Regions from separate parts of the Homo sapiens genome. Here region 2 is linked to region 1. Evidence: read pairs that join two places in POLR2A ChIA-PET (ENCODE). Cell type or tissue: CD4-positive, alpha-beta T cell. All regions are shown on one strand. Links, peaks and the distances in the headings refer to the core of each region. The heading gives the core; the rest is flanking DNA. Region 1 has its middle 5.2 kb from the start of LINC00598. Region 2 overlaps LINC00598 (long intergenic non-protein coding RNA 598).

Region 1 (5,380 bases), core at 207-5,206:
CCGTAAGGGAACATAAAACACAGAATCGGTGGTACACAGCAAGCTCTCAATCCATGTGAGATGGGAAACATTTATCTGCAACCGTAGCCAGCATAGTTGGGGCAGGATTACCCAGAGACGATGGCGAGCATCAGGTGAAGCAGATGGAGATGTGGGCAGTTGTTGCTTCCTTACAGAGCTGGTCCCTGTCATTTGCACATTTGTCCCCAGCCCTGGGTCCTGGCAAGAAGCCTGGACAAGGAAGCTCTCTATGGGTGCTCGAGAGCCACTGGCAGACGCATGTGCAGTCAGGCAAGAAAGCCACACGCCCAGGCCGCAGCGGCCCTGCCAGTAAGCACTGAGCACCCAGGCAGATGGGAGAACCAAGCTGCAAGCCTTTCCTAGTCTCCCTATGATGAATGAATGACTGTCCTCGTGGGACCACTTCGCAGCAGAGCTAGCAAGAGCCGCGGCACGGATCCTGCCTACACACCTGTGCTCCCGAGCCCTGCAGAGCTTTGGGTCTTCTCACTAGCGGAGTGAGGATGAGGGTGTGCTGACCACAGCAAGGTTGTGTGCGTGCCTCCATGGAGGTGCGCAGAGCAGAAACGCTGCCCCTCGCACTGCCATGGTGGTAAGGAGAGGAAATAAAACCCATGTCTTTTCAAAGATTGTGTGAGTGTCCTTGAACTCCTCTTCTGGCTTTTCAGCAGCTGTTTGGCATATACAGGCGAATGACAGAGAGGAAGAGGGGGCAGAGACTTGTGTAGATGCCAGTGTGTTGCTCACTGCAGGCAGCACTGACTGAGCTCCTGCCGTGAGGCTGACACAGTCCCTGCCCTCCTGGAGATTAACCCTTTAGCATGGGGAGGTGACAGCAGACAAATCAGTAAGTAAGAGAGTGTTTGATGGTAATAAGTGTCCTGAACACAAAACCAAAACAGTAAAGTGATGAGTAATGGGGAGCAGGGGGACTTTCTCAGATGGGAGTCGGGGAGGACCTCTGTAATGGGTCATGTCCGAGCCAAGAGGAGGCTGATGCCAAGGAGGAGGCAGCCATCCGAGAGGCAGGAGGCGCGTGCAGGAAGATGGCACAGTGGCGCCAAGACCAGGGATGGGAGCAAGCATGGGTCTGCCCGGAATAGGAGTAGCTGCGGGACCCAGAGCTCAGGGAGACGGTGGTGGCTTGAATGAGGGGAGTAGAGGTAGAGGGTTGACAAGTGGCCCAATCTGACGTATATTCTTTACTGCAAAGCCAATGGGACTTGCTGGTAGATTGAGTGTGCTTGGAGGAGTGGGAAACAGAAGAACTAAGGGCGACTCTTTAGATTTAATGAGTAGATAAATGCTGTAACCGAGCAGAAGATGGAAGAAGACTGGTTTGGCCATGTCAAGTGTGAGATGCCAGCTGCACATCCTAGTGGAGGTGCCAGGCAGGCAGCTGGAGAGATAGGCTTGAAGGAGGGTCAGGTCTAGAGACAGAAATAAGGGAGAGAATAGCTCCCGTCTGGAGTCGGAAGGGAGATGTCTTTCGCTACAGCGTGTGAATGTTGCTTTGCTTCCAAACACACCATGCGGTCCACACCCGCTTGCAGCCTAAGTCCCTGCATGTTTAAACAGCCAGGCTGTGAACCAGCTCTACCTACAGGCTTCACATACAACATGTGGAGGAGCCTGGCCCAGTTCCTGCCCAACTCATGTTTATTCTCTCAGCAAACATGTGTCCAGGACTTATACCATGCCAGGGGCTAGGCTAGATAACTTGTCCTACAGAACAGAAGGCTTGCCCAGGGAGTTACCTCATTTGGAAAGGAGATGGGAGGGTGGGCAGGGTGTGGCCGCAGGAAGTGGCAGGCATGGGGCCAGGGTGCCTAGGGGCCAGACTTGCTGAGCCATCACCTAGCTGAGGACCTGAACCAAGTCCATCTGCAGGCTGTGAAGCCCTCATCAGTGGGGAAAAATGACCCCTTAGAGTCCCTTCCAGTTCCAAAATGCTGCAATTATCTGGAAATTATCATCTAAGTAGACAAATCATTTAGGCAAAAAAAAAAAAAAAGATTTAAAAATCCTTTTGCTTCAATTACGCATTTTTTTTTAACGTGAATTTTCATGGTAATTGGCCTGAAGCCTGAGTAGTCTGTCCCCAGACAAAGCAGTCTTTGAGTTAAACTCTGCTTTGTATGTCAAAGCAAAGATACCCGCAGAGCAGACTCCACCTTCTTCTCTCTACACCTCCTCTCCGGGCTCCACCTCAGAGTGCACAGATGCGGAGGTGCACACGAAATCTCCTTTGTACTAAGTACAGTTATTATAAGGTGTGGCCCCCTAGACACTACCCTCTCTATTATTTTGACAGTATGACTTCCTGTAATATTACTATCTCCTGTCATCTCAGTAACAAAGGCTGATACCTGGGTTTTTTTTTTTTTCACCTCTCAACAATATACTTGACATTTAATGCATCATCAAAAAGTTTCTGAGGTTTTGGGGCTAAAGCTCTAAAAGTATTACTTCCTGCTGCCGGGGCAGCAGCTCAGGTACCCAGAGCAGCCCCAAGACTTCTGAAGCAAGGCTGCTGCCCTGTTCTCAACTTCGCCAGACGATCCCAAGGATTTCAAAGCCAGCCCAAACCGCACCCCACCCTCAGTGGGCCCTCCCAAGGGCTGAGAAATGGGTCCCAGAGCAGAAAGCACAGAGGCCACTGCTTCCCATCCCAAGCTCTCTCCCTTAGTTCTGTGGGTCCTTGAGCAAGTCACTTAACCTTTCTGCTACCCAGATTGGTAGAATTACTGCATGGGGCAAAATGATCCCCAGGGAGTGGCCCAGCATCCATTCTCAGGTGTTTAAGTAGAGACTTGAACTGCCCTCGAGGCCAGTCAGGTGACCTGCGATGAAACCTGCAGTGAAACCGCCTATTTTTCCTAAACATTAGAAGAATATTAGCTTGGTTTCCCCAAACGGCTCCCTGGTGGCCCAGCACCATGGGAATGTTCTGGGCCTGCTCTGTGAAGGTGGGATTTGCAGCCAGCAAGGCAGAAAAGCGATCGTCATTTACCCAACTCTCTATTACTTCAGCAGCATTTACAGTGCCACACATGTGTGGTCAGGGCCAAAGCCAGGCTCGAAGATACAAGGACAAACACAGCAAAGCCCACGACCTCTGGGGACAGACTGTCCAGGGGTTGGAATGGCATGTGAGCACACAGCTGCCCGCAGGAAGGGCTGGGGAAGACCGGAGGGGGCACAGGAAGGGAGCCCCTAATTATTCCCGAAGATTAGAGAGGGAGAGGCAGAGCAGGCTTCCCAAAGGAGCTAACACTTGACCCAACTCACTGTTTTCACAGTGGTTGGGCAGCTGGACATTCCAGGCAGAGGCAGTAGGAAACTCCATGGCCCAGGCCCAGAGAGATGGGCTGGCTAGGTAACACACACGGACCCATGAGGCTGGACCATGATGCACATAGGGCAGTGCTGGAAACCAGGTCCGAGGCTTCAGCGTCTGCTGAGGAGCGTGGCTGTTTCTCATTTTGGGTTTTTGACCCGTGGAGTGCAGTACAGGCTGTATAGCTAAGGGTCAGAGGCCTTGATTTGGGAGGTCAGCCACACTCAAATGGAATCCCTGCTTGTACTAATGGTGCAATCTTGGGAGAAATACTGAATCTTTCTAAACCTCCATCCTCTCATCTGTAAAATGGGCATAATAATACCCACCTCATAGATCGTGAGGGTTATGTAAAATAACAAATGTCACGTGCTGGCATTAATTACAGCAGCCAGTTAAAACACAGAGGGGAGGGCTCAACTGGTGCTTTTAGAATTATCCCTCTAGCGCTGTTTGGCAGATGGGCTGGGAGAAAGACAGGTGGCTGGGATGCATCCAAATGCATGAACGCACACATACGCACACGCAAACTTCTTTTTTAAAATTTATCTATTTATTTATTTATTCATTTATTTGAGACAGGGTCTCCCTCTGTCACCCAGACTGGAGTGCAGTGACGCCATCATAGCTCACTGCAGCCTCGACTCCTGCGCTAAAGTGATCCTCCCACCTCAGCCTCCTGAGTAGCTGGGACTACAGGTGCCCGCCACCACACCCAGCTAATTTATTTTTTATTATTTTTTGTAGAGACAAGGTCGGGCTGTGTTGCTAAGCTGGTCTCAAACTCCTGGCCTCGAATGATCCTCCCACTTCAGCCTCCCAAAGTGCTGGGATTATAGGTGTGAGCCCTCGTGCCCAGGCTCGAACTTCTTTGGTAGTGGGGTAAACAATGCAGTACAGAGAAGATGTGATTTAATTTGAAGGTGAAAGAGGGGAAGACTCCAAAAAAGGCTTTAGGGTAAAGGCAACTTAGGAAATGGGTCCTGTTAGGAGGAGAAATTTGGAGAGAATAATGCATGGAGGCATGAAGTTTCAAGGTGTTAGGAGCAGTGAGAATAAACCAGAGCTGGTGGCCTCTGGGGGAGGAGGGTAGAAAAGGCTTTCACGGGTCCATACTCAGGAGACACATACATATTCCATGCCCACTGCGTGCGCCAGAGCTATTGCGATGAGTCCAGGCCAGATCCCGGGCAGGCCTTCAATGCCATGCTAAGGGATTTGGAATTTATTCAGAAAGTAGCAAGGAGGCCATTCCTTTATTAGAATTATCTGTTTCCTGTCCACTGACCCACACAAATCTTTCAAGGAAGGAGGGAGATTGCAGTAGAAGCGTGCCCACCACCCCCTGGCTCTCCCACATTCAAGAGAATTGAACCAAATTGCTTCCTGCTGCCCTGTAACCCAGGCAGGGTCCACCCTCTCACAGCACACTAAAGTTAACAATAATACTCATAATAGCTAACGTAGCTCTGTTTGAAGTGCTTTGACTGTCTTAACTCATTTGATCCTCCTAGCAAGACTGATATCATTATTCTCCCATTTTGTGGATTAAAAACAAGACACCCAGCCATGAAGGAATGTACCCAAGATCCCCTAGCTAGTTAATGGACACATGGGTTGTGAACCCCAGCAGTTCTGGACAGAAGCTTTGCAAGTCAAGGACTAGAGATTTCTTTCTTTTTTTTTTTTTTTTTTTGAGACGGAGTCTGGCTCTGTCACCCAGGCTGGAGTGCAGTGGCGCGTTCTCGGCTCACTGCAAGCTCCGCCTCCCGGGTTCACGCTGTTCTCCTGCCTCAGACTCCCGAGTAGCTGGGACTACAGGTGCGCACCACCACGCCTGGCCAATTTTTGTATTTTTAGTAGAGATGGGTTTCACCATGTTGGCCAGGCTGCTCTCAAACTCCTGACCTCAGGTGATCCACTCGCCTCGGCCTCCCAAAGTGCTGGAATTACAGGCGTGAGCCACGGTGAGCGGCCCACAAGGACTAGAGATTTCTCTGCTAACACAGGGGAGGGGCC
Region 2 (5,380 bases), core at 167-5,166, 63 kb before region 1:
GGGACACAGCCAAACCGTATCAGTCCTTGAACAAAAGCTCTTCTGTTCACAGGGGAAGGATGCTGAGCTGATAAAGATAGTCAGAAGAGGGTTAATTCACACCAGAAACCTCTATGCAGCAAATACTGCGTGTCAGGCATTGTGGAAGGGAGTTGCATATACTTTCTCAGTTAATTCTCACAGGACGCCATTTGCCCAATGAGGAAATCAGCTCAGAGAATTAGTGACACACCCAAGGATGCAGGGCCTGCAAGTATGGAAGTTAAGGATCTTTTTCCATTTTAACCCCACAGACTTCTTTGCAAAAGGCGGGCTTAAAATAAAGCACTTCCCACTCCGGCCAGTGTGACAAACCTCCTTGTACATGTGCAGTGGTCATAGTGTATGTGTAGTCAGGGGATGAGACTTTTTGAAAGCCTCTGGGCAGCCATTTAGGCAGCTGCCAGATAACAGGTCTACCCTAGGCATCGCCACTCAGTATGGGAAACACGGTTACTGTCTTGTCCCTGTGAAACCACAATTAAAATGGAGCTCTATGGAGTAATATTTATATTTTAGTAAGTCAAAAATGATGCCTTGCAGAGTGGACACTAGTCCTGGGGTTTCTATTACATAAGATTATCAAAATGCAATTCCAGCCAAGATGCTAGCATGGTGGTGATGAGGGTGTAAACTGACACAGACTTTTTGGTAAAAGCTATTAAAATGTAAAATATGGAAATCTTTTGAAACGATATTTTCTTACCTGAAATTTAACTATAGTAGTACCATATAGTACCCAAGGAGATATATATATATATATACACACACAAGAACATTCATTTCAGTATTGCTTATAAAAGTGAAAAATTAAGAGCAACCCACATATCCACCAATGGGAATTGGCTAAATAAATTATAGTACACACAGAAAATGTAATATTCTGCAGCCACTAAAAAATGCAAATGTGCGTTGACATGAAAAAGATGCCCAAGATATGTTGCTGAAAGGAAAAAAAGCAAACTGCAAGACAGCATGCATAAAATTATCCCATTTGTGTAAATAATAACACATATGGCTGTATATGTGTAGGGAGAAGATCTGGAAGGATATTCACCAAAATATTCACTGTGGCTATTTCTGGGGGATGGAAGTAGGAAGGTTTCTACTTTCTATTTTTTATATTTCTACTCTTTTAGAAACATATATATATATATATATATATATATATATATATATATTGTTTTTACAATTAAAAAAGTAACAAAGATTTTTGTTCTGTTTTTAGTTTGGAACTTGGTGTTTGGGATATGAGAACCTAACTCAGTATGTTCAAATCTGAAACTAGAAAGATAAAAAGAGAACTGAAAATCTCCAAGTGGTGATTCTCATATGAACCATACTTGAGAAATAACTATATATGAGTATGGATTTGTTGGTAGCCTTCAAACGCACAGCTGCCGATATACCTATTGTTGGTGATTCAAAATTTTCTTGAGATTTTTGTGGAAAACAGCAGAGTTATACTACGTTTGCATGACTCTCCTCCCTAAAATTCACTTACATGAACAAAACTGGAGTCTGTTTTTTTGGTTGGATCTGTAAGTTTTTCCATTAAACAGTCAAATTTATTTTCAAGGAGAAAATTCCATGAGAGTGTGTTTGGGGGCCTCCAGCCTTAATGTAAAGGTTCATGAGATCATATCTACAAAGCTGAACGTTTTCCAACCAATTCTGTCCCTGGACACGTCTAAAGTTTGCATATGCTGTACAATGCACAACCCCATGGAGCAATGTTAAGTGACAGTGCCTGGGGTGCACCTGTGACCTGGCAACAAAGGCCAGTACAAATAACAGATTGCTGAAAAATTAATTCACAATGAGAATGATCTATCAATTAAGTCAGCTAATACATGTGATAGCACATGAGGACCTTCTCTCCTTTGAACTAATGGCAAGTTGAGAATTATCAAAGGTTAAAAGGCAGGCATGGATTCACAACAAGAGCAGGAAGTTATGAAACCTGGGTGTGTTATGTTATTGGCCAAAACAGCCTGGTATGTCCATCTCCACAGTACAATTACATCTTCTCAAGGGCTCAGATGCTGTTCCCCCATCCAGCCAGGAGACACCCTCTCTCAAGGAAACAACCAACTACTGGCTCTTCATCTCTGTTTTTATATCCCCCTTCTGAAACACACTACCTTACAATTGATTAGATTTCTGCTGTTGCTTTGTTTACAATCATATTCTACTTCTGCCTCCATGAGCTCATTCTCTGAATCACCTGGAATCTGATTCAGATGTCTGCAAGTTCTACAGATAGACCAATTCTTACACAGCTTTCTCAGGTGGCTAATCACATCCATGGTGTGAGATTTTACTAGCTTTACTTTGAGAAGATATAGTTGTCAGAATAGGCTATAATGATGTAACAAGTACATCAAAATCACAGTGGTTTGGCAAACGATTGATTTCATGTTCTTGCAAAGTCTGACAGGAGATGGCAGGGCCCTCCTCCCTCTGGGGAGTCTGCATCCATGCCCCACTCATTCTGTGATCTACCTAGCACCACATGGCTGCAGGATCACTGCAGCAGGGGAAGACAGAGATGAGAGACAGCACTGGCTCTTAAGCACCTCAGCCAGAAGTGACACTCTGATTTCCCACTCACATTTCTTTGACCAGAGCTAGTTATGTGACCAATCTGATCGCAAAGGATGCTGGGGAATATGGTGGACCGCCAGATTATTTGGAGAGCGATAGCTGCATCTGAAACTGAGCTGCCCTATTTACAGGTTTTGAAAAGCACTTTACTCTCACCCCCTTCTACCAGCAATAGCTGTAATCAGAGGGTATTGATGCTCCAGAACGGCTCTCTTGGCCCCTTCCTAATTTTACTTATCAACGTGCTTCAAATCATCTACTGCGAGTCTAAAAATCTGGCTTAAACTTGGATACAGAGTAAGATGCAGCTTCGTCCTTGAGAAGCGCCTAATCTAATACCAGAGACAGTATGTTAATAAAAATAATATGATCATGCTATTTGACTATAACACAAAACACACAATACATACAAAGATACAATATAAATATATATAATACAGTTGGCCCGTTGCATCTAAGGGTTCCACATCTGTGAATTCAACCAACTACAGATGGAAAAATAGTCAAATAAATAAATAAAAACAATTTAAAAATATAAATTTTTAAAATACAGAATAACAACTATTTCCATAGCCTTTGCATTGTGTTAGGTACTGTAAGTAATCTAGAGATGATTTAAAGTATGTGAGAGGAAGTGCACAGGTTACATGAAATGACTACAGCATTTTATATAAAGGACTTGAGCATCCTCAGATTTTGGTATGTGCAGGGGGTTCTGGAACCAATCCCCCAAGGATACCAAGGGACAGCTGTATATATTTAGAGATCTAACTTGTTACAAAGAAGAATTAGATGAAGACTAGACTAAACGTACAAGTCAAGTTTTATTAGAGAAATAATTCCATTGTGAAGAATTGGGGATGTGAACTTCGAGACGGCAGAATTTTAATTATATTTCAAAAGGCTCTTGAAAAGTAGGGAAGCATGAAAGAGCATGAACCAAGTCAGGGGATGTGAGATTTGTGGTATCACGGGGTGGTTGAGTGGGGAAGACTGGTTTGATGTGTCTGGGTCGTAGATTAACAAGCAGGGAAGGAAATGGCTGGAGATGGATGGGCAAGGTAGGTTGAGGCCTTGAGGGCCACAGGCTGGCTTGGACTTTAGTCTAAAGACAATGGGACATATTGTTGGTCTGGGACAAAGGAAAATAACTAAACCTCCTTTAGAAAGATAACTCAGGTAGCAGAGTTGAGACTTATTGCAGAGGCTGCAGAGAAGGCATTTATTCCTGACATCCATCTCCTGCCAGTAACTTCCCCAGGTTGAACCTCCTGAAGTACCCATGGCCACTGAACTTTTCCAGATGTCCACATCCTGGACACAGCAGTTACTCATCCAAACAACTCCCTCTTCCTCTACCACGCTCAATGCATCAGCAAATGCTGTTGGCTCTGCCTTCAGAACAAATCCCAAATCTGACCACTCACTCTCAGCTCCTCCACTACACCCTAGTCAAAGCTGCCACCCTCCCTCAGAGTGATCCTTGAAGAACCTAAGTCATTTGTATCTCTTCTTTTGTTTGTTATTTACTTTTCAAACATATATTTTAGGTTAAAAAATAAATAAAACTAGCCGGGTGCAGTGGCTCACGCCTGTAATCCCAGCACTTTGGGAGGCCGAGGCAGGCAGATCACGAGGTCAGGAGATCGAGACCATCCTGGCTAACACGGTGAAACCCCGTCTCTACTAAAAATACAAAAAATTAGCCGGGCGCGGTCGCGGGCGCCTGTAGTCCCAGCTACTCAGGAGGCTGAGGCAGGAGAATGGCGTGAACCCGGGAGGCGGAGCTTGCGGTGAGCCGAGATGGCGCCACTGCAGTCCGGCCTGGGTGACAGAGCGAGACATCGTCTCAAAAAAATAAATAAATAAAATAAATAAATAAATAAATAAAACTGTTGGGAGTGGTATGGTATTTTTTCAAGGATTTTTTAATTTATTTTTTATTTCAATGGGTTTTTAGGGAGCAGGTGGTGTTTGGTTACATGAATAAGTTCTTTAGCGGTGATTTCTGAGATTTTGTTGTATATCTGCTTTTGAAAAATGTCTGTACACAAAAAGCCCATAATTCATCACTACGCAAATATTCATGTAACGAAACTGCACTTGTACCCTTTAAATGTACACGCAAAAAAAGAAAGAATCTTTCAGAGCTCCAAGCCCCCAGTAGCTTTCCATCACACTCAGAATGAAATGCAAAGTAGCTGCCTGATCTTCATCCTTGCAGCCTGGCTGACCCTGGCTGGCCCACCCCACCCTCCACCTCACCCTGCTCCAGCCACACTGACCCCCCAGCTGCTCCTTCCACTCCAAGCCTGCTCTCATCTCAAGGCTTCAGAATGAGCTGTTTGTTCCCTGTCCCTTTGGTCGGCCCACATCAGAGAGGTCCTCGCTGAGCCTCCTGCTAAAGAGTAGCCCTTCCCATGCACCGCTGACCGTACAGGGCCCCCAGAGGCTTCCACTCTCTGAGCCCTCAGCCCTGCCTGCATTTGCAGGCCTCCACCATGCCTGGCGCACAGCAAGCCTGCAGTAAACATGATGCATGTTCCATCATGCAGTTAATGAAGGGCAAATTCGGACCACCAAATGGAATTAAAACTAGTCTAATCTGCTAAGAGCCACACAGCCGCTATTCCTCCCTCATAGACCCTAACATATCTCTCAGACCATGTTATCGTCCAACATTTCTACTAAAGTTAATTCAGGCCCAGGGTTGAGGCCCCTGCCTCCTAGTTAG

The links. ChIA-PET counts read pairs that join two places held together with the same protein. Peaks named below come from ENCODE experiments on the same cell type or tissue, not always from the same donor. Only the 100,000 strongest peaks of a DNase experiment are listed, where the experiment ranks them.
Region 2: POLR2A ChIA-PET joins it to region 1 with 10 read pairs; 6 of 35 experiments call an interaction of 5 or more read pairs at or near these places.

What each region holds. Positions count from the first base shown.
Region 1 is chr13:40,483,520-40,488,899 of GRCh38, forward strand. No RefSeq gene overlaps it. Among named protein-coding and RNA genes, the nearest start is that of LINC00598, 5.2 kb to the left of the region's middle. In CD4-positive, alpha-beta T cell, for the core only: no CTCF peak of the experiment used is centred there; DNase peaks (open chromatin) are centred at 1,722, 1,842 and 2,242; H3K4me3 peaks cover 577 bases; H3K27ac peaks cover 3,240 bases.
Region 2 is chr13:40,420,489-40,425,868 of GRCh38, forward strand. The region is part of intron 6 of LINC00598 (long intergenic non-protein coding RNA 598); the gene reads right to left. Among named protein-coding and RNA genes, the nearest start is that of LINC00598, 58 kb to the right of the region's middle. In CD4-positive, alpha-beta T cell, for the core only: no CTCF peak of the experiment used is centred there; no DNase peak of the experiment used is centred there.